Linked DNA regions of Homo sapiens: region 1 is linked to region 2. A link is an interaction called in ENCODE POLR2A ChIA-PET data of the cell type or tissue named here. Cell type or tissue: GM12878. All regions are shown on one strand. Each heading gives the region's core, and the rest is flanking DNA. Links, peaks and the distances in the headings are about the cores only. Region 1 overlaps CAPZB (capping actin protein of muscle Z-line subunit beta). Region 2 overlaps CAPZB (capping actin protein of muscle Z-line subunit beta).

Evidence for each region. ChIA-PET counts read pairs that join two places held together with the same protein. Peaks named below come from ENCODE experiments on the same cell type or tissue, not always from the same donor. Only the 100,000 strongest peaks of a DNase experiment are listed, where the experiment ranks them.
Region 1: POLR2A ChIA-PET joins it to region 2 with 9 read pairs; 12 of 35 experiments call an interaction of 5 or more read pairs at or near these places.

Annotation. Positions count from the first base shown.
Region 1 is chr1:19,419,231-19,435,340 of GRCh38, reverse strand. It overlaps CAPZB (capping actin protein of muscle Z-line subunit beta), which reads left to right. Exons shown (of 9, transcript NM_004930.5): 2 at 15,591-15,680. It also overlaps the pseudogene RN7SL277P. Among named protein-coding and RNA genes, the nearest start is that of CAPZB, 58 kb to the left of the region's middle. RefSeq lists enhancers at 4,076-4,964, 15,397-15,897 and a silencer at 7,812-8,106. In GM12878, for the core only: no CTCF peak of the experiment used is centred there; no DNase peak of the experiment used is centred there.
Region 2 is chr1:19,476,063-19,478,562 of GRCh38, reverse strand. The region is part of intron 1 of CAPZB (capping actin protein of muscle Z-line subunit beta); the gene reads left to right. Among named protein-coding and RNA genes, the nearest start is that of CAPZB, 8.2 kb to the left of the region's middle. RefSeq lists an enhancer at 778-877. In GM12878, for the core only: no CTCF peak of the experiment used is centred there; DNase peaks (open chromatin) are centred at 1,032 and 1,512; H3K4me3 peaks cover 2,204 bases; H3K27ac peaks cover 2,437 bases.

The DNA of each region.
Region 1 (16,110 bases), core at 11,391-13,890, 55 kb after region 2:
TTAAGCTCCTTCCTCAGCCAGCTTTCTTCTTGAGACATAACACTCAGCGTTTGATTGGGGATGGAAAGAAAGGTTTTGAGCTTGCGAAATATGTCTTGTTGGCAAGATGTTCACCAGCTCTCAGGAAACTTGTCTGTTGATGGAGGAATAATGTTTCCACTAGTAAAGATCATTTTGGCTTACCCAAAAGAACCAAAAAGGAGCGGCCTTGACTGATTTGATTTTCAGGCCCCATGTTCCGGGGCTACCCACTCTCATGCCTTTAGGGAATGTTAACTTACATAAGTGAGAGTGTGCGTGTATATGTTTAATTCCATATTATAATGAGTGTGTTTTTTTTTTTCCTTTGAGACAGAAAGGAAAAAAAAAACTTTTTGACTGACTTGATTATCAGGCCCCTTGTTCTGTGGCTACCCACTCTCCTGCCTTTTGGGTGTTTTGTCCCCCAGGCTGGAGTGCAGTGGCACAATCGTGGCTCACTGCAGCCACGACCTCCCAGGCTCAATCTGTCCTCCCACCTCAGCCTCCCAAATAGCTGGGACTACAGGCATGCCCAGTTAATTTTTGTATTTTTTGTAGAGACGGGGTTTTACCGTGTTGCCCAAGCTGGTTTGAACTCCTAGGCTCAAGTGATCCTCCCATTTCGGCCTCCCAAAGTGCTGGGGTTCCAGGCATGAGCCACTGCGTTGGCTAGAAACATTATAATCTTATGTTTTCTGAAATGAAGTTCTGTATAAGAAGATGGTGATAATACCTGTTTTGTATTTTTTTAACCCTTAAAAAAAAAAAAGGCTTACTCTGTTGGTCAGGTTGGTCTCAAACTCCTGGCCTCAAGCTGTCCTCTTGCCTCAGCTTCCCAAAGTGCTAGGATTATAGATGTGAGCCACCATGCCCAGCCAATGCCTGTTTTTGTTTTTTTTTTATTTAATTGAATATTTGTTGTTTTAGGAACTATGCTACTTTCTTTACACATATTTTGTGATATTGTTCTCAAAATAACCCTGTAAGATAGGTTTGATTATTATTGCCGCTAAACAGATGAAGGAATCGAGGCTCAGAGAGGTGAAGGAATTATTCAGACCTTAATTGCTAGGAAATGGCGAGTATGGGCTTTGAACTCTTGTCTGTCTTACTTCCAAGGTCTTTCTGCCAGCTGCAGACCTTCAAGGACTCTGTCTTTGGTCTGGAAAATCGAAGCCCAAAGGATGTCATGTTTCAGGCATCTCCCTACCCAGTGGGTCCTGACATTAATTGGAAGAGGGCAACGTTATGACAGGTCTTGGGTTAAGTTTGCAAAGGTATCATGGGTGGGTAGAGTGTTGCATTGTACATTTCTGTCACTAAAATATGTTTAAAACTTTGGTGATCTATTTAGGGGAGCCAGAGGGCCAGTTGTTGCAGAATTCTGTTGTGCTCTGCAGTGCTGGGCCCATGGTGTCAGTGTAGAGCGTGGTGCTGTAATAGAGTTACCCTTGAGCTGGATGGGGAAGGCCGACAGGGACAAATAGAGATTTGATAGAGTCTTCCATATTGAGTCACACACAGGCATCTGAAATTGGAGCCCAAGAGCCCAGGGAAGAAATAGCCCAAGTGGTTTGTTGGATCAATAAGCACTGTGTTCTTTTCCTCAAGCTTCCTTTTGGACATAAGTCAAAAAAGCAGCACCACCCCCTTCTAGATAAAATATTTGGATTGATGGAGCCTTCGTTTTTTCCAGATCCTTTAAACCTTTTTGCTTTCCCATCCAGACATGCCCGTTTGTGCTGTTTGCAGGTTGGACTGAAGCTTCTCCCCGATGTCTTTGGAAGCCATGTGCAGGGTTTTGTTGGAGTAAACCTGTGTCCAAATATTATAGATTTCATCTAGGCCATCTTATAAATCTGTTTGGTTTATGTGAATTGGCTGCTTCTGCTATGAAAAAAGGAGTTTACTTTTCTTAGCCTTCGTCAGTGAACACGTGGTCGACATTTTTCTGAATTGTTTTTTCTTTTAACTGTTATTTGGAAGACAGGAGCACCCTGCTTTACTCAGCTTCCACTTTTGTGAAAGGCTTCTTGAATTTCTCGTGCCATTGAGTGGGAAATGGACAACATGTACGGCATCCCTTGAAGACGTCTCAGGATTGCCCATAATTATGTGTCTAACTGCCAGTTGACAAAGTGCAGGGATTAGTCGCTTGTTACATGAAACCAGCCAGGATCATGTGGAGGCAGCAGCTGTAGACATCTGTGAAACATTAATGATCAGACACAAGGTGATGGCGCCTTGCAGATCTTCTCAAGGGGTCCAGGAAACCGTCAACCAGAGAAACTGTGTGGGAGAGGCTTTCTTGTTTTCGACAAATCCACCTGCCAGGGATAGTGTTTGTGAGAATACCGTCTGTAATCCACGGTGACAGATTTCAGAATTTGGTAGTAGATGACATTGTCCATAATTTGTTCATCCCGGGAGAAGAGACTCATTGCCCCTATCTGATTTTGTGAGCTTGCAAGTTGTTCCCTACAAGTCGTTAGAAATTAATTTTATTTCATTGGGAGTGTTTAACATTCTTTGGAGAATGTTTGGGCATGGGAGGGGACCTGTGTTATGTCCTTCTGTGTCATTCAGTGCTCTGGGGCAAGTCACCTAACCCTTCAGGGCCTCATTTTACTTATCTGTGAAACTGGGGTACCCAAGAGCCACCTCCTGCAGCTGTTGTGAGGCTCTCCTGAAACCCACAGGGTGCAGCGCCTGGCCCATGCCGGGCCACCCTTAGCAGTTGTTAGTTTCCTTCCCTTTTGCGTTTGAAATTGGTTTGCCTTTTGGATACCTAGTATTCTTAATAAAGATCAATTCACTTAAAAATAAAAATAAAATTATCTGGACAATATATAAGTATTCTTTTTTTCAAATTTTTTTTGAGAGAGGGTCTCACCTTATCACCCAGGCTGGAGTGCGGTGGTGCTATCTCAGCTCACTGCAAACTCGGCCACCTAGGTTCAAGTGATTCTCATACCTCAGCCTCCTGGGTAGCTAGGACTACAGGCATACACCACCACGCCTGGCTAATTTTTGTATTTTGGATGGAGATGGGGTTTTGCCATGTTCTCCAGGCTAGTCTTGAACTCCTGGCCTCAATGATCTGCCTACCTCGACCTCCCAAAGTGCTGGGATTACAAATGTGAGCCAGTGTGCCCAGTCTGGACAATATATAAATATTCTTAATACTGCCATTGTTAATGCTAATAATGTAGAATTTTATTCAAAAGAGTCAAAGCGTATTTTCTTTTTTTTTCTTTTTTTTTTTTTTTTTTTTTTTGAGACAGGATCTCATTCTGTTATGCAGACTGGGCAGCCTCAACCTCAGGTGATCTTTCCGCCCCAGCCTCCCGAGTAGCTGGGACTACAGGCATGCACCACCACACCTGGCTAATTTAAAAAGTTTTTTGTAGAGACGGGGTCTCGCTGTGTTTCCCAGGCTGGTCTTGAACTACTGGGGTCAAGTGATCTGCCTACCTCTGCCTCCCAAAGTGCTAGGATTACAGGTGTAAGCCATTGCTTGCAGCCCGAAGTAGTATTTTCTTGGATAAAATCAACTGTATTCTTTTTTTTTATTTTTTATTTTTTATTTTTTATTTTTTGAGACGGAGTCTCACTCTGTCACCCAGGCTGGTGTGCAGTGGTGCAATCTCGGCTCACTGCAAGCTCCGCCTCCTGGGTTCACGCCATTCTCCTGCCTCAGCCTCCCAAGTAGCTGGGACTACAGGCGCCCGCCACCACGCCCAGCTGATTTTTTGTATTTTTAGTAGAGACGGGGTTTCACCGTGTTAGCCAGGATGGTCTTGATCTGCTGACCTCGGCCAGATGGTCTTGATCTCCTGATCTCCACCCACCTTGGCCTCCCAAAGTGCTGGGATTACAGGCATGAGCCACCGTGCCCGGCCCAAAATCAACTCTATTCTTAAATTTTGACTGATGATTAAACTACAGGTTTCTTATCCGAAATGCTTGGGACCAGAAGCATTTTGGATTTGAGACTTCTTTGGATTCTTTTCAGATTTTGAATATTTGCAGAACTTACTGGTTGACCATTCCTAATCCGAAAGTCTGATATGCTCGTTGGAGCCTCATGTCTTCGCTCAAAAAGTTTGGGATTTGGATTTTTGGGTTAGGGCTGTTCAACCTGTATAAGCAGAAGCGCTAAACTGTGTACTAAAGAGATTTGTTTTCTGGTCATGGTTCATTTGCCATTATGTGATGTCTCATTTGTTATGGGTCAGTCCAGGCCTCAATTTTCCACCGTTTATATGGTTTCTAGGGTCCCCTTTAGTGTAACATCCCTGTTGATTCTGTGTTTTAAAGTTGGACAGGTGGAGGGGTATGCACACCCAAGAGAAAATGCTCCAGCTCACTCAGTTGGCCAGCAGAGCCAAGCACAGTGCCTGAGAAACGTGGCGGAGAGCCATCCTGAGCAATGAGTTTGTTGGTTGTCATGTGACCCAGGGTTTTTCTGTGCATCAGGTTAGCCCATTGTATATGTTGTAAAAAGCAGGCAGTGCTTGCCTTTAGGTAGAGCTGCTTGGAAGCTTCAGTGCACGGCTCAGGGATCAGCAAGCTCTCTGAGGTGCGGGTGCAGGTGCGGGTGCGGGTGGGCGGCCGCCAGCTGTGTGCTAGGAGTGACTAAAGTTGGTGGGTGCAGGGGTAAGAGATATATGCCTTAAAGGGGAAATAGAAGAGCAGCAGAATAAACCCCTGCATACTCTTCCTTGCTGGGCAGCGACTCTGCTTTGCCAATTAAAATGTGCTTGTACAGCCACCCTCCTCTGGCACTCTGGATGGCTAACTCCTTTTGGAGAATTTTTGTCATTTCGCCAGGTTCACCAGGTAAGCTTTGATCTCTGCAAAGGAACTGTTCTGTGTTCAGCAATTAGAGGTTTTGGAGTGTAAACAGTGAATTGGTTATCCAAAAAAACTACAGTGGAAGTATAGCTCCGACTCCTGAGTATGACTCATTTCGGATATTTCACTTCCTGGAGGGATGTGTAAGGGAAAGATCAACTGATGGCTGTTGTAGAGTTTGACACAGAGCCTGTGTGTAGTGTGTAGGTTGCTAAGTTTTCCTCTGGAATAAATATGCCAGGGAGAGGCGCGTGGAAATTTTCCTTGCCAGGGAGGGTGTCAGGGTAGTTTGGGGACTCTGCTAGTGCTGCCACAGTTGTCTGGTTTCGATGGCCTCAGATGGGGTTGGGAGCACCAGTAAATAGGGAGAAGGTTCAAATAGATGAGATGGTGGAAATATTTCTTGATGCTGTCCTGGGCTGGGGAAATGGAGCAGAGGGCTTCAGAAAGCAAGCTGCATGAGGGAGTTACTAGAGTGCAGGAAAACAAAGGGAAGGTGATCTTCCATGGACACATGTGGAATTCCTTCAGCTCTCACTGTCCCTGCCTCTCTTCTCCTTGTGGCTTTAGGGAAGCCATGTGCTCCGTCGTACTCAGGGCAGGGGCGGTTGTGTGGAGTGAGTGCTGTGCAAGCCTGCCCTCCTTTGTGGGTGCTTAATGACTTGGAAACTGACATAACACTCCGCCTACCTTTCTAGAGACTCCTGGCAGCCTGAATGGAAAACCTGTGTCAAGTGAGGGAAAAATCCAGGCAGAAAGGACCCTCTAGCACCTAAAAAATGTTATGTAAAAGTCCTGGCAGATAAGCCATGTGCTTTACTCTCTGGGAGAGTTCCTACCCTTTATGGAGGATGCTCTGTGGGCGGTGCCCTTATGGCCCAGACGTGGTACCTCATTCCCAGTGGCCCGTGAGGTAGACAGTACCGTCGGACCCAGGTTTTAAAGAAGACTGAGGTTCCAAGGGATGAGGTGGTGACTTGCTTATGCAGGTTGTATGGGAAAGTAGGAATTATTAGTATATCGTATCTCTGCCTTTAGAGTCTTGAACTTCTTCAAGAAAAGGAAGAAGTAATCTTCATATAGTGTCAAGGTACTTACAAACTATTTGTGGGCTGTGACTCTGGACCCCAAGTTATCAACCTGATTTATTCCTTCTCTCAGAGTTTCTTTTTTTTTTTTGTTTGAAATGAGAGCAGATTTCTAATTTTCTGGGTTCTCAACCTCATAGCAGATTAGAAGCAACATATTAGTTGAGGAAGTGTAGCTGACAGCCTGGCAGAAGAAGCAGATAAATGTAAAAAGCAGACACAGGGTGCTGTTCCAAGAGTGGCTACTCATACACTGTCCTTAGGCTAATGAGAAATGGTTTAGCTGTGTTCATTGCATTGTCCTGTGATCATTTGCATTGTGTAAAAATGTAGAGCAGGTAATACATTTTAGAGAGATTGCTGTCTTCTAGAATTTTTTTAAAAAGTTGATACCTTGATGACCTGGACAAATCACTGGGAGGACCAGTCCTCGAAAATAATGGGGTAGCTGGGATGCTGGGCGTTGAATGTAGGAGGATGGTGTAGTTCTTTCCTGCTTTTTTTTTCTGGCTGTCCTCTACCTTAGGTCACAGCTCCTTGAGGGTGAGAATCTCATCTCACTGTTCGGTTGTGTCTGCCAGTCACTTACACAGTCCCTGGATGAAAGACTCACGGGGGAGAAGGGCTCGGGGCAGAGCCAGGCCTCAAAACACGAAGAAGATCCAGGTTTAGGTGCGGATTTTGCCTCTATCTGTGCAACCTGGCAAAACTTGCGCTGGACCTCATTATGCATCGTCAAATGAAGGAGCAGGACTCAGATGAAATTGAGATGTCAGTCCAGATCTAATTTCTGTGATCCCAACAGAATTTTTTTAAAGGAGAGACTTGTTTATAAAAGAAAAAAGAGAGAGACACATAAAGCAGTTATGTTTTCACGGTAATCCAAATGACCTTAACATAGCCACTGAATTGTTCACTTTAAAATGGCTTATTTTTCTTTTTCTTTTTTTTTTTGGCAGGTGGGGGGAGGGTGTGGGACAGTCTCACTCTGTCACCCAGGCTGGAGTGCAGTGGCATGATCTCAGCTCACTGCAACCTTCGCCTTCCAGTTTCAAGTGATTCTCCTGCCTCAGCCTCCCGTGTAGCTGGGATTACAGGCATCTGCCACCACGCCCTGCTAATTTTTGTATTTTTAGTAGAGGTGGGGTTTCACCATGTTGGCCATGCTGGTCTTGAACTCCTGACCTCAAGTGATCCACCCGCCTCCACCTCCCAAAGTGCTGGGATTACAGGCGTGAGCCACTATGTCCAGCCCTAAAATGGTTACATTTTATTCCTCAGATGAGATAGGAGTTTATTTCTCATATAACAACAGGTCACCCATTCTGGCTGGTGGGTCATCCACAGAGCCAGCCTCTTCCTTCATGTTGCCCTGCCATCTCCCAGGGTTTTGTGTTTGTCTCTATGGTCAGAGTAGGACTAGAATGGTTACTTTTATGTTGCATGGTTTTTAAAAAACAAAACAAACAAAAAAACCTCAATTTAAAAAGATGACATTGACTTGGCTATGATGGTAGACAGCAGACCCCAAAAGGTTGAAGAAGGCTTGGTCCGCCAAGTGGACTTCTGTCGTGGCTGTGATTCCCTTGACAGCGAGGGTATTGGATTTTCCCATGGGAACAGAAAGTCATCCAAGGAGTATTCGTGTGTTTGTGGTTGAGGCATCTCCCTCCTGCACAGCTATTGTCACATCCCAGAGGACACTCAGGCAGTGGAGGAAGCACTTTTCTTTTTATTAATCCAAAATGTGCAGTTTTCCAGAGTGACCTAAAGATGAGTGGTCGGCTGGGCCGGCCCAGGATTCCTTCTCCAAATCGCCCCCAGCACAAACTGTTCCCGGGCCACATGGCAGAAAACAGATTCGACGTTTAAACAAAGTTGCTTATTGGGTCACGGATTATACAAGACAAACCATGGTTAAGTGAGACTCCATAAATTTGTGGTAAGTCATTCTGGGCGCCAGCAGAGTTTACCTTTGTGCTGTCTATGAAGTTATTTGCTAAGCCTCTCGGGAATGTAAACGAGTGAAGGTCTTGATGAACTTAAGAACAAACTCTGAAGGCCTTGAAGCTTTGGTTGGTTGTTTATGTACAGACAGATGCTGTTAAGCACAAATCTGCCTTAACCAGCCACTACAGCAGGCCAAGCAGGACCTCTGCTTGCAAGCATTAGCAATTTGAGTTACTGCCTGTGCCTGTCTTTGAAATTAAAAACAGTGGGTTTTAAAAGCACACACAAAACGTACACACTCCGGTGAGGCTGTGGCACCATCCTCTAGCAGTTGGCCCCAGCTAGGAAACGTAGTCATCTCAGGCTCCTTGGGCTTCTTCCCATTTCCAGTAACTGACCTCGTCCTATCTGTTGTGACCTTAAAGTCTTTGGCTCTCCTCCTCTCTGGCCATCCAGCCAGAGACCTGGTTGCTGTAGAGGCTCCTCTGCTAGCTCTTCTGTCCCCAGTTTCGTCTCTGGTCAGGCTGTCTCCCCAAGGTCACCAGACAAATCCTTCTGTGTCATTTACTGTTGCTGTCTAACAAAACCATCCCGAAACCTAGTGACTTAAAGGAACAATTCATTTCATTGTCTCTGATGGTTTCTGTGGGTCAGGAGTTCAGGAGGGCCTTGGCTGGGTGGTTCTGGCTTGGGGTCTCATACTATTGCAGTCAGATAGCTGAAGCTGGAACAGTGGGAGCCTGGAGCACCTGGGGGCTCAGTGGGCCTCCCTCTGTCCATGGAGTCTCAGGAAGTCTTCTGCACAGGGTGGCCTCGGGGCAGTTGAGTGGGCTCCAGGCCTGTGTGTTTAGCAGGCAGGGAGAAGCCGCGTTGTCTCTTGTGGGCTCACAAGTCATAGGGCATCATTTGTGCTGGGCTCTGATGATAAAAAGTTACAAAAGCTCCTCCGGTTCCAAGGCGGAGGGGACACAGCCCCCCCCCGCCCCACCACAAGTGGGAGGAGTGTCACAGTCACGCTGCAAGAGGAGCATGTGGGATGGGACTGCTTGTTATGGTCATTTTTGGAAAATATAATCTGCTTCGCCTTCTAAGTCACAACAGCAGTCGTCATTCCCCTGTGGAAAAATCTCTAGGGGCTCCAAAACCTTCACAGAAAAGTGGATTTTAAAGAATGTGGCACAGATGCCTTACCTATAAACTGGACAGGAGCAAAAAACTGCGGGGAGAAGTGAGATTCTGAGCCTAGCTCCTCGGGCCAGCATAGCTGCCCCCTGAGTAGTTTGGGTGTGATCTGGCTCTTGTGACAAGGCCCCAGTCACCTCCCCAGGCCATGCCCCATGGTTCCCCACCTCCTCCTCCACGCACCTGGCTCACCTCTCCTTAGCCTGCTGCACCTGCTGCCTGGAAAGGCACACCTGCTTATCCAGGGCTAACCTGCTCCTGTGGCCCCATTCTGAGACATCTTCTGGGGCTCCCTGCCCTACTTAGTGGGCACCTGTACTCTGACATTGACATTGTTGTAGATGGTGTGTTTACTCTACCAAACTTGGAGTGTAGGTACTGGTTACATCTCACTTGATGGTTTCCAAATCAGACTTTGCCCTGGAGTTTGCCTAGTAGGCCAAGTTTTCCTGTATGCAGATGATTTCATAATACCGTCGGATGTCTGAACACTGTAGCAGATATTTAGATGGTGGGGTTTTATTTGACTGATTTCTTATTCTGAAAAATTGTTTTAGTCCGTATTAATGGTGGTTTTATTTATTGCAGGGTGATTTAAGCAATTTTATGCTTTTTCTTTAAATCATGTGAAAACAGGAGGTGAAATATTTCTTATCTCAGTTTATATACCAAAATAAGAAAATAACACAAAAAACCCCCTAAACCTACCCCTTGGAGCCTTGCCAGCTTAAAATGGGGTAACTCCCCTCCTTATTATTTGACATCCTAACAAGGACTCTTCCTTGATTTTTTTTTTCCACACTGATTTTGACTGCACCATAAGCTCCATGAGGAGCAGAGACTTTTATGTTCACCACTCAGCATCAGAAACAGTGCTTGTTACCTAGGAAACACTCACATAATGATCAGATGATTAATTGAATGGACAGAGAATTCCAGAGGATAAGGAGAAATGGTCCTTCTTTTACTATTTACCTTTCCACCTGGAACACACCATTGGGTGGTGGAACTGGTGAAGCTCATTGTATGAAGGAGGTGCCTGGACCAGTCAGAGTTTTGAAGGAGCTGGCCTGTGGAGAGCTCTTAGCCACCAGGTGACAGTTTACTTCCCCTGACTGGCCTTCTGTTTATTTTGTAGCCATGTGAGGGAGGGAAGTCCTAGGAAAATAATTGACACAAAGAAGTACAAATCAGTGTATTGTGAACTGTGCCTTGTCTCTTTGTACCTTCTCTGTCTCATCATTGTACACACCACACGACCTTGTGGTTATTTGCTGTTTTATGGACAATTGGTTCCTTGAGGCTTGGGACTGGGTCTCATTTGTTGGGCCGGATTCAGGGCCTGGCCCAGGGTTGGCACTCAGTGCACAGTTGTTGAACTGTAGCCCAGTTGCTGGCCTGCAAGCGGCCAAATCCAGGATGATGGTCTTGTTTTGAAGGGTGTGGCGGTTAGGCATGTCTGCTCTCGCAGTAGGATAGAGGGCACTCCATCTAGAAGGAGTCTTAGAGTTCATCTGGGCCAAATCCCAGGCCACGAGGTTAAGTGAGCAGTCCAAAGCACACAGACGTCTAGTGACAGGGCATACCTTGGACCCTGGACTCCTGAGTCCTAAGCCCTCTCTTTACTTGCTCTTCCTTGTATTTTTTGACCTGCTCCGTTTCTGTCCTGGGCCGGTTCACCCCTCCTTAGGCAACCTGGTGGTTCCCTGCTCCCAGGAAGTCACCATATTGATGCCAAACTTAGTGCGGACACCTGATGGGCATAGCACACTACAACCCAGAACTCCTGGGCTTGAACGATCCTCCTGCCTCAGCTTCCCGAGTAGCCGGAACTACAGGCACGCACCACCACTCCCTGCATACTTGTAGTTTTTTCTATTACCTTTAAAAAAAGTTTAGATATCTGATAATCATAACTTAAGCATCACGTTGATGATGAATACCCTTGAACCTGCCATTCCATGTGAGACCTAGACAGTATAGCTTTCATCTTCCCCTCATGGCTTCCCTAGAACTGCTCTTCTACTCTTCTTAAATGTTGTATTTATCATACCTTTGTCTTGGCTTAAAGAAAAAAAAAAGCCTTGTTATATTAGTCTAAAACACGTGTCTAAATAATAAGAGTGTTCATGGCCAGGTGCAGTGGCTCACGCCTGCAAACCCAGCACTTTGGGAGGCTGAGGCAGATGGATCGCTTGAGCTCAGGACTTTGAGACCAGCCTGGGCAACATAGCAAAACCCCATCTCTACAAAAAATAGAAAAATTGGCTGGGCATGGTGGCTCATGCCTGTAATCCCAGCACTTTGGGAGGCCGAGGTGGGCGGATCGCTTGAGGTCAAGCGTTTGAGACCATCCTGGGCAGCATGGTGAAACCCCATCTCTACCAAACTACAAAAAATTAGCCAGGCATGGTGGCCCCCCAGCTACTTGGAGGGCTGAGGTGGGAGGATGGCTTGAGCCTGGGAGGTGGAGGCTACAGTGAGCCGACATTGTGCTACTATACTCCAGCCTGGGTAACAAAGTGAGACCCTGTCTCAAGAAAAACAAAAATTAACCAGGCATGGTGGTGTGTGCCTGTAATCCAAGCTACTTAGGAGGCTGAGATGGGAGGATAGCTTGAGCCCAGGAGACAGAGGTTGCAGTGAGCTGAGCTTGTGCCACTACAGTCCAGCCTGGGCGACAGAGTGAGAGCCTATCTTTAAAAAAAAAAAAAAAAAAAAAAAAAGAATGTTCACTATTGCTTGTTATTGAGCTTTATATAAAAGTGACAGCATCCTAGGGAGGCCCCTGGGACTAGCCCCCTCCCTCTGTCCCCATCGTTCCATTTCCTGGGTCACTTACGTTGTTGCTTGTAGCTGAAGGTCATCCACATCTGCTTCATTCTCCGGTACCGTTTCCTGTTTGGACCCCTTAGGGTTTGGGATGACTCCCAAGCAAATGGCTCCAGTTAACTCTAATTTTAACGTCTTAAAAGCTGTCATTAAGCTTTCCCATGTTGCTTCACTTATGGGAAGCATTTAGTCATTTCCTCATTGAATGATAGTTAAACATCCTTAACCTTAGAAATTTGTAGTGAAACATTTCCAATTAAGATTAATTGGGATTAATGCAAAATATGAGTCAGATCCTTTTGTAGTAGTATTCTAGTGCTGTCAACTAGATACAGGTCTACAGAGGACTGTCCGGCCCCTTGCGGGGTGGGGATGTGATCAGCATATTGGAACTGGGCTTGTGAACAGGCACCGAAGAAGGGTTAAAACAGTGTCTTTCACCTTGAGCTTCTCTGGTCAACTTAGGTCTTTTCCTAGATAACACTGCTCAGTTTTCTAGTTAATCCCTTCTGTGTTCTGTCTGGATCACCGTTTCAAATTAGACAGGCTTACTTATATCTTAATTTGCTTTTCATTTATAAGGAGGATTGCTAATATCTAGTTGAGATACTTTCTGAAGACCAGAAATTTTTAGGGGTTATGTGTGGGTTTGTTGTTGTTGTTGTTGTTGTTGTTGTTGTTTTTGAGATGGAGTCTCGCTCTGTCGCCCAGGCTGGAGTGATCTGGGCTCACTGCAAGCTCTGCCTCCCGGGTTCATGCCATTCTCCTGCCTCAGCCTCCCGAGTTGCTGGAACTACAGGCGCCCGCCACCACGCCCGGCTAATTTTTTTGTATTTTTAGTAGAGACGGGGATTCACCACGTTAGCCAGGATGGTCTCAATCTCCTGACCTCATGATCCGCCCGCCTTGGCCTCCCAAAGTGTATGTGTGGTCTTTAAATTAGAATTATATATAAAACGTTTGCCTGCATGTGCAGTCTTCCTGAGGGGGACTTTATTGTCAATCAGATTCTGGGAATCTGCAGCCCCCAAACCAATTATTTTTCGCCCAGGGCTTCTCAGCCTTAACTCTATTAACGTTTGGGCCGGGTGATTCTTTGTTGTGGGGAGGCTGTGTATCGCGTTTTGGGATGTTTAGAAGCATCCCTGGCCCCTACCCATTAGATGTCAGTAGTTTCTTCTCTCCCAGTTGTGACAAAAATGTCTCCATACATTGCCAGATGTCTCCTGGCAGGGTTGTTGGAGGTGTGTGTGTATGTGTGTGCACGTGTGCAAAATCATCCCTAGTTGAGAAATACTAGTTTATACCTTTTAACGAGTTTGACTTGAATCATTTAGGGTTTTCTATTCTTGCTTGGCCAAGAGAATACGTAGCTTTGTATTGAGTTTGAACATTAGCTCTAGTTTAAGGGGAGCAAGAGAGAGAGAGAGAGATCCAGGGCTGGGTTGAGGGGCGGGGAGGTTGGGCAGGGGAATCATTTAAAATTTTTAAAAAGATTTAAAAGCTGTATGTTTATTTGTATGCACTCAATATCCCCAATCATTAAACACATACTACTGTGTATTAAATGTTCCACATGCATTACTAAATTATTGTCACTCTCTAAGGAAGATACTGTGTTCCCATTTTATGGATAAATAAATAGAGACTTCTAGAGATTAAGAAACCCACCCAAGGCCATAAGTTAATGAATGGCAGTATTGGGAATTGAATATGTCTCTCTAGAGTCGAATCAGCTTATCTGTGTGTTCTGCCCAAGACGTGGTGTTAAAATTTCCTCTCATGCCAGTGGGCCAAACCCATCACTGTGGCCTTGGCTGACACATGTTGGCATAGAAATGCGTGGCACAAGTAGGGAATTCATGGTTGCTGGCATTCAGCAAAACAAGTGGTAGAATTTCTGGTGTGGTGTTTTTCTTTTCTCTTTGCAGGGGAGCCAGTTCGTTGTGTGTTCCAGGATGAACTGTCACTGATAGCCATCTTGAGCAAGGGACAGGCTTTTTCTTTTCTTTCATTCTTTTTTAAAACAGCTGGCTGTATATGCCATGTCAATATCTTTTTTTAAAAAAATGAAATTGACTCTCCTTAATAATGTGTTATGTCTCTGGTGACTATGAAGTGGGTCCTTGCCCCACGGCCTACTTGTGGTTAACAGACCTGGAGTGTAAACGGTAATATTCAAAAGTTATATTTCGTTAAGGCCAAATGTGGCATTTTGAGGATTACTTTGTGTATTTTATGAGACTGTAGCTTGTTGATTTAGGCCTTCCAAAAATCCTGAAATTGGTCTGAGCAGAGCAGATTCCAGATACAAATCAGATAGTGGCTGCTTGGGTAGTGTTGGGGACTCCATCTGCCTTACTTGGAGTCACCTGTACTTCTAAGAGTTGCATACACAGGTCTTCACCCTTGTACCTGGCCCACCTTTCTCACTTTATTTCTTGTCTCATCTCCTGAGGTCTAGCCTTCTGTGTTAGAACCCACTGTGCATTGAATTTACTTTGCATTTTACCAGCCTTGCCTCCGCTCTGTTCCCTTCCTCTCCCCCTCCCTTTATTTATTTATTTTTTATATGTTTATGGTGACTGGCACATGGTGGCTCTGAGTAAATATTTGCAGCATATGTACTGTGAGGAGAGTATGGTGAAGCACAGGATGCATAGCTTTAAAAAGGTGCTTGGGCTGGGCACGATGGCTCATGCTTGTAATCCCGGCACTTTGGGAGGCCAAGGCAGTTCGACTGCTTGAGCCCAGGAGTTCAAGACCACCCTGGGCAATATGGCAAAACCCCATGTTCCCCCCCTCCCCCCCAAAAAAAACTACAAAATTAGCCAGGTGTGGTGGCATGCACCTGTGGTCCCAGCTACTTTGGAGGCTGAGGTGGGAGGATCACTTGAGCCTGGAAAGTGGGGGTTGTAGGGAGCCAAGATCATGCCACTACACTCCAGCCTGGGTGACACAGCAAGACCCTATCTTTAAAAAATGAAAAACATTTTTTAAAAGAGTGCTTGATAAACAAGAGTAATGGTTGTCTTTCCAGTCCTTGCCTCTGCAGTGACATAGTTTACTGCATTTGCAGTCCAGTTTGCTGGGTGGAGTGAGCTCTTGACTGTAGTGTGGTTCAGGTCTTAGTGTCCTAAGTTTCTATTGAATGAATGAAGCACTTTTAACCCCGTGTGCATCTTGCCACTTGTTCTTTGCCTGGCTTTTCTCCCTCCCTTGGAGCTTCTCAAGGAACCTGGCCTGGGGATGTTACCTGATGTTTACACCCAGGTTACAACAAAGGGCAAAAGTAATCCGCTACTGGAGTGTGTTCACCATGGAACCAACTGGGGGGCACGACATCTGCAGCCACCAGGGCCTGTTGAGCAGGAGCAGGGGAGCCGGTGAGGGAGCTTTCTGACGTCTCCAGCCTGCTTCCACTTCTTTCAGGGTCTTTTGGATGCCCCCACTTGAGACAGAGACTGCTGTCAAAGGGGAGCAAACAGCCTGCACAGTCGCCCCCCGCTCCAGGCTGCTGGCACACAGAGACCTGGCGGAGGGCCCACTGCGTGGCTCTTTGGGTTTTAGAATGCCTTGGGCAAGCATGCTTTTTAAAAGGAGTTTTTGATATTCCTTCTGGCAAAAATGACTGACGCACTTGTATTTCTCCCTCCACAGAGTGATCAGCAGCTGGACTGTGCCTTGGACCTAATGAGGCGCCTGCCTCCCCAGCAAATCGAGAAAAACCTCAGCGACCTGATCGACCTGGTACGTGCCTCCTTCATATGGTTCCATTTGAGACTGCGGCTAAGAGTTAGTTGCTTTTGTGTAGCTTTTTCCATGCAGAATTCACAACACAGGAAACCTTTTCTCTCCCTGGCAGACCATGCCACTGGACTATGAGATTCCTCCAGGCAGAGAGAAGATGGATTTCATATGGTGGTCTGTCATTCAGAACCATCTGTGTTGTTGAAGCCCAAGTTAGGAGTTCTAAAGTTAATGACAGTCTGCTCCCTCCCCAGCTGCCTTGTCTTCAGTTTCTAGAAGCTTGCATTTAGACGTGGTGAGGAAGAGGCCATACCCATCCCGCAGGCATTCAGCAGTGCACGCAGGCCAGACGCTGTCAGTCTCTGCTATGGTGTGAGTTTCTCCAGCCAACACAGTACAAGCGTCTACCTGTAAGATGCTTCCGTGGCTT
Region 2 (2,500 bases), core at 1-2,500:
TGGTCACCCCACATGTTTCTGACATCTCTGGATGCTTGTGAACAGGAGCCTTTGCCTACAACTTTCTAGTGTTAGGTTTTCAGTTGTGTCGTCACGTGTCTTGTAAGGCAACAACCCTGGTGGTTGCCATTCACCTGGCACGTAGTGATGATTGTGAGGACTGAGTTTATGTGTGGAAAGTGTAGACGATGCCTGGCACGTTGTAAGTGCAGTAGGAGTGTTATCTCTTATTATTGTGGTTATTCTGTTAACATGGATGGATGATAGGTGGTGTTTCATTTAACTTCCCAACCAGCCTGGAAGGCAGGTGCTAGTTCCTTCTTCTGAGACTCCAAGATGTAGAGTCCCTTGCCCAAGGAGAGTGGTCTTAAGGGGCTCATTCTGTTTAAACACCAGACTGCTGAAAACAGCAGCCCAGGGTTTCTGGTCTCAAGAGCTCTTACCACATTGCAGCTTGGAAGCAGTTGTTACCACTGGCTCAGACCCCGCACTTCTCCACCCTCTGCTTCAATTGCTCTGTGCAGCTTCCTCTTCTAGTGCTGAACTCAGCATGATGCTCCTGAGTTAGGCTCGGTATCTTATTTAACAGTGTTTGGGCTTGCTGTCTCAGAGCCCTAGTAAGTGGATTCAGGCATCGTATTTACCAAGTGAAGTACTTTAACTTAAAATAGAAAGTTAAACCAGGTGCTGTGGTGTGTGTCAGTGGTCCCAGCTACTCAGGAGGCTGAGGTGGGAGGATCGCTTGGGCCCAGGAGTTCAAGGCCAACCTGGGCAACATAGTAAGACCCCATCTTTCTTTCAAAAAAAGTTATGAAAAGATGCTTTTGCATTGCACCCTATCTGCTGGAGCTTCCAATTAGAATTGAGCCAGTGGCATTTTCCGGTGGTACCGGTGCCCTTTTCCCTTCTCAGTTGCAGCAGTGATTGGCAGGTAGAGTGTTGCTGCTGAAGGCTTCTCCGTCGTGAGGCTTTGACCCTGATGGGCTGTCGTTGGTTTCACATGAGTGGGCTCCCTGCGTTGCAGTTTTGTGCTCAGAAACTGGAAGGAGGAGCCTTAATCCACCACATCCTTCTGGTGTGAAAAGTCTTGAGACACTGAGGAACTCAGACTCCAAAAGAGCAGCGGCCAGGCTTGGCTGTTAGTTCCTCTGCTGAGAATTTCCAATGTGAGCTGTTGTCATGTCCTCAGTGTATACCCTCCAGACACCTTCTATCCTGAAATCTCTTTTGGGCACAGGGTGGTGTGGACCCCTGGTTGTCCTGAGATTTGAGACCTTGTTCAGGCAGAGAGGATGGGCTGGGGTGTGGTTAAGCAGAGTCCATTCTTGGTCTTGAGGAGTGCACTCATGGCACAGGCATCAGGGGATGCCATGAAATGAAGGATACCTTCAGTCTGTAGGCTGGTATTGAGTGTTCACTCACAGAGTGGCCCCTTCCTTCTGCCAGTATTTACCGGATGCCCACAGTCATTGTCTGTAATTCTCTCAACACCAACCCTGTGAGGTCTGTTTCCTCATTTTGCAGATAAGGAAACCGGAGCTCAGAGAGGTGTAGTAACTTGCTGAAGGGCCCCCAGCTAGTTAATGGCAGTTGCCATGGAGGTCCAGGTCCACCGCACTCAGCGCATGCTGATGGAATTCCCCTCTCCTGCCTCTCTGGCACCAGCCCATGGGGATGTTTATTTTATAGATGAGGAAACTGGGGCCGAGAGGTTCCCCTGTACGTCTAGCCACAGTGGCTGAAGAGGTCTGGGTTTTGTTTAGGAGGTTTTTTTGGTTCCACTTGTTGAAATGCAAGGAGATGGAACTTTGTGAACTGCAATCTGTTTTCCAAAAGATAGCCACTCAGCTGAAAGGGCGAGATAGTCTTAGCCTAGCGTCGGCCACTGTGTGGCTTGGCCTACTGGACAGGACGGTTCTTTGTGCAGTAGTGTCAGTGTCCCTGGCTCTTCCTGCCTGTGACGTGAGTGGCAGCAGCACATCTTAATCATTGCGACAGCCCTCCATGGGGACTATTGGGTGACAAAGCCTTGCAGGATCCTTTGGCTTTTTCCTATGAAGCCCCATCCCAGCCCTGGTCACCATATACAGTGTAAGATGCAGGGATTCTGAGAGGAAAGACAAAATTGGCCTGTTTGATTGATTGATTGAGACAGGGTCTCATTCTGTTGCCCAGGCTGGAGTGCATGGTTCCATCTTGGCTCACTGTAGCCTCAGCCTCCTCGGCTCAAGCAGTCCTCCCCCTTCAGCCTCTCATGCAGCTGGGATAACAGGCATGTGCCACAGTGCCTGCCAGCTGGGATAACAGGCATGTGCCACAGTGCCTGCCTGCCTGCCTATCTATCTATCTATCTATCTATCTATCTATCTATCTATCTATCTATCTATCTATCTACTTATTTTTTAGAGACAGAGTCTTACTTTGTTGCCCAGGCTGGTCTCGAACTTGTGGGCTCAAGGGATCCTCCCGCCTTGACCTTCTAAAATGCTGAGATTATGGG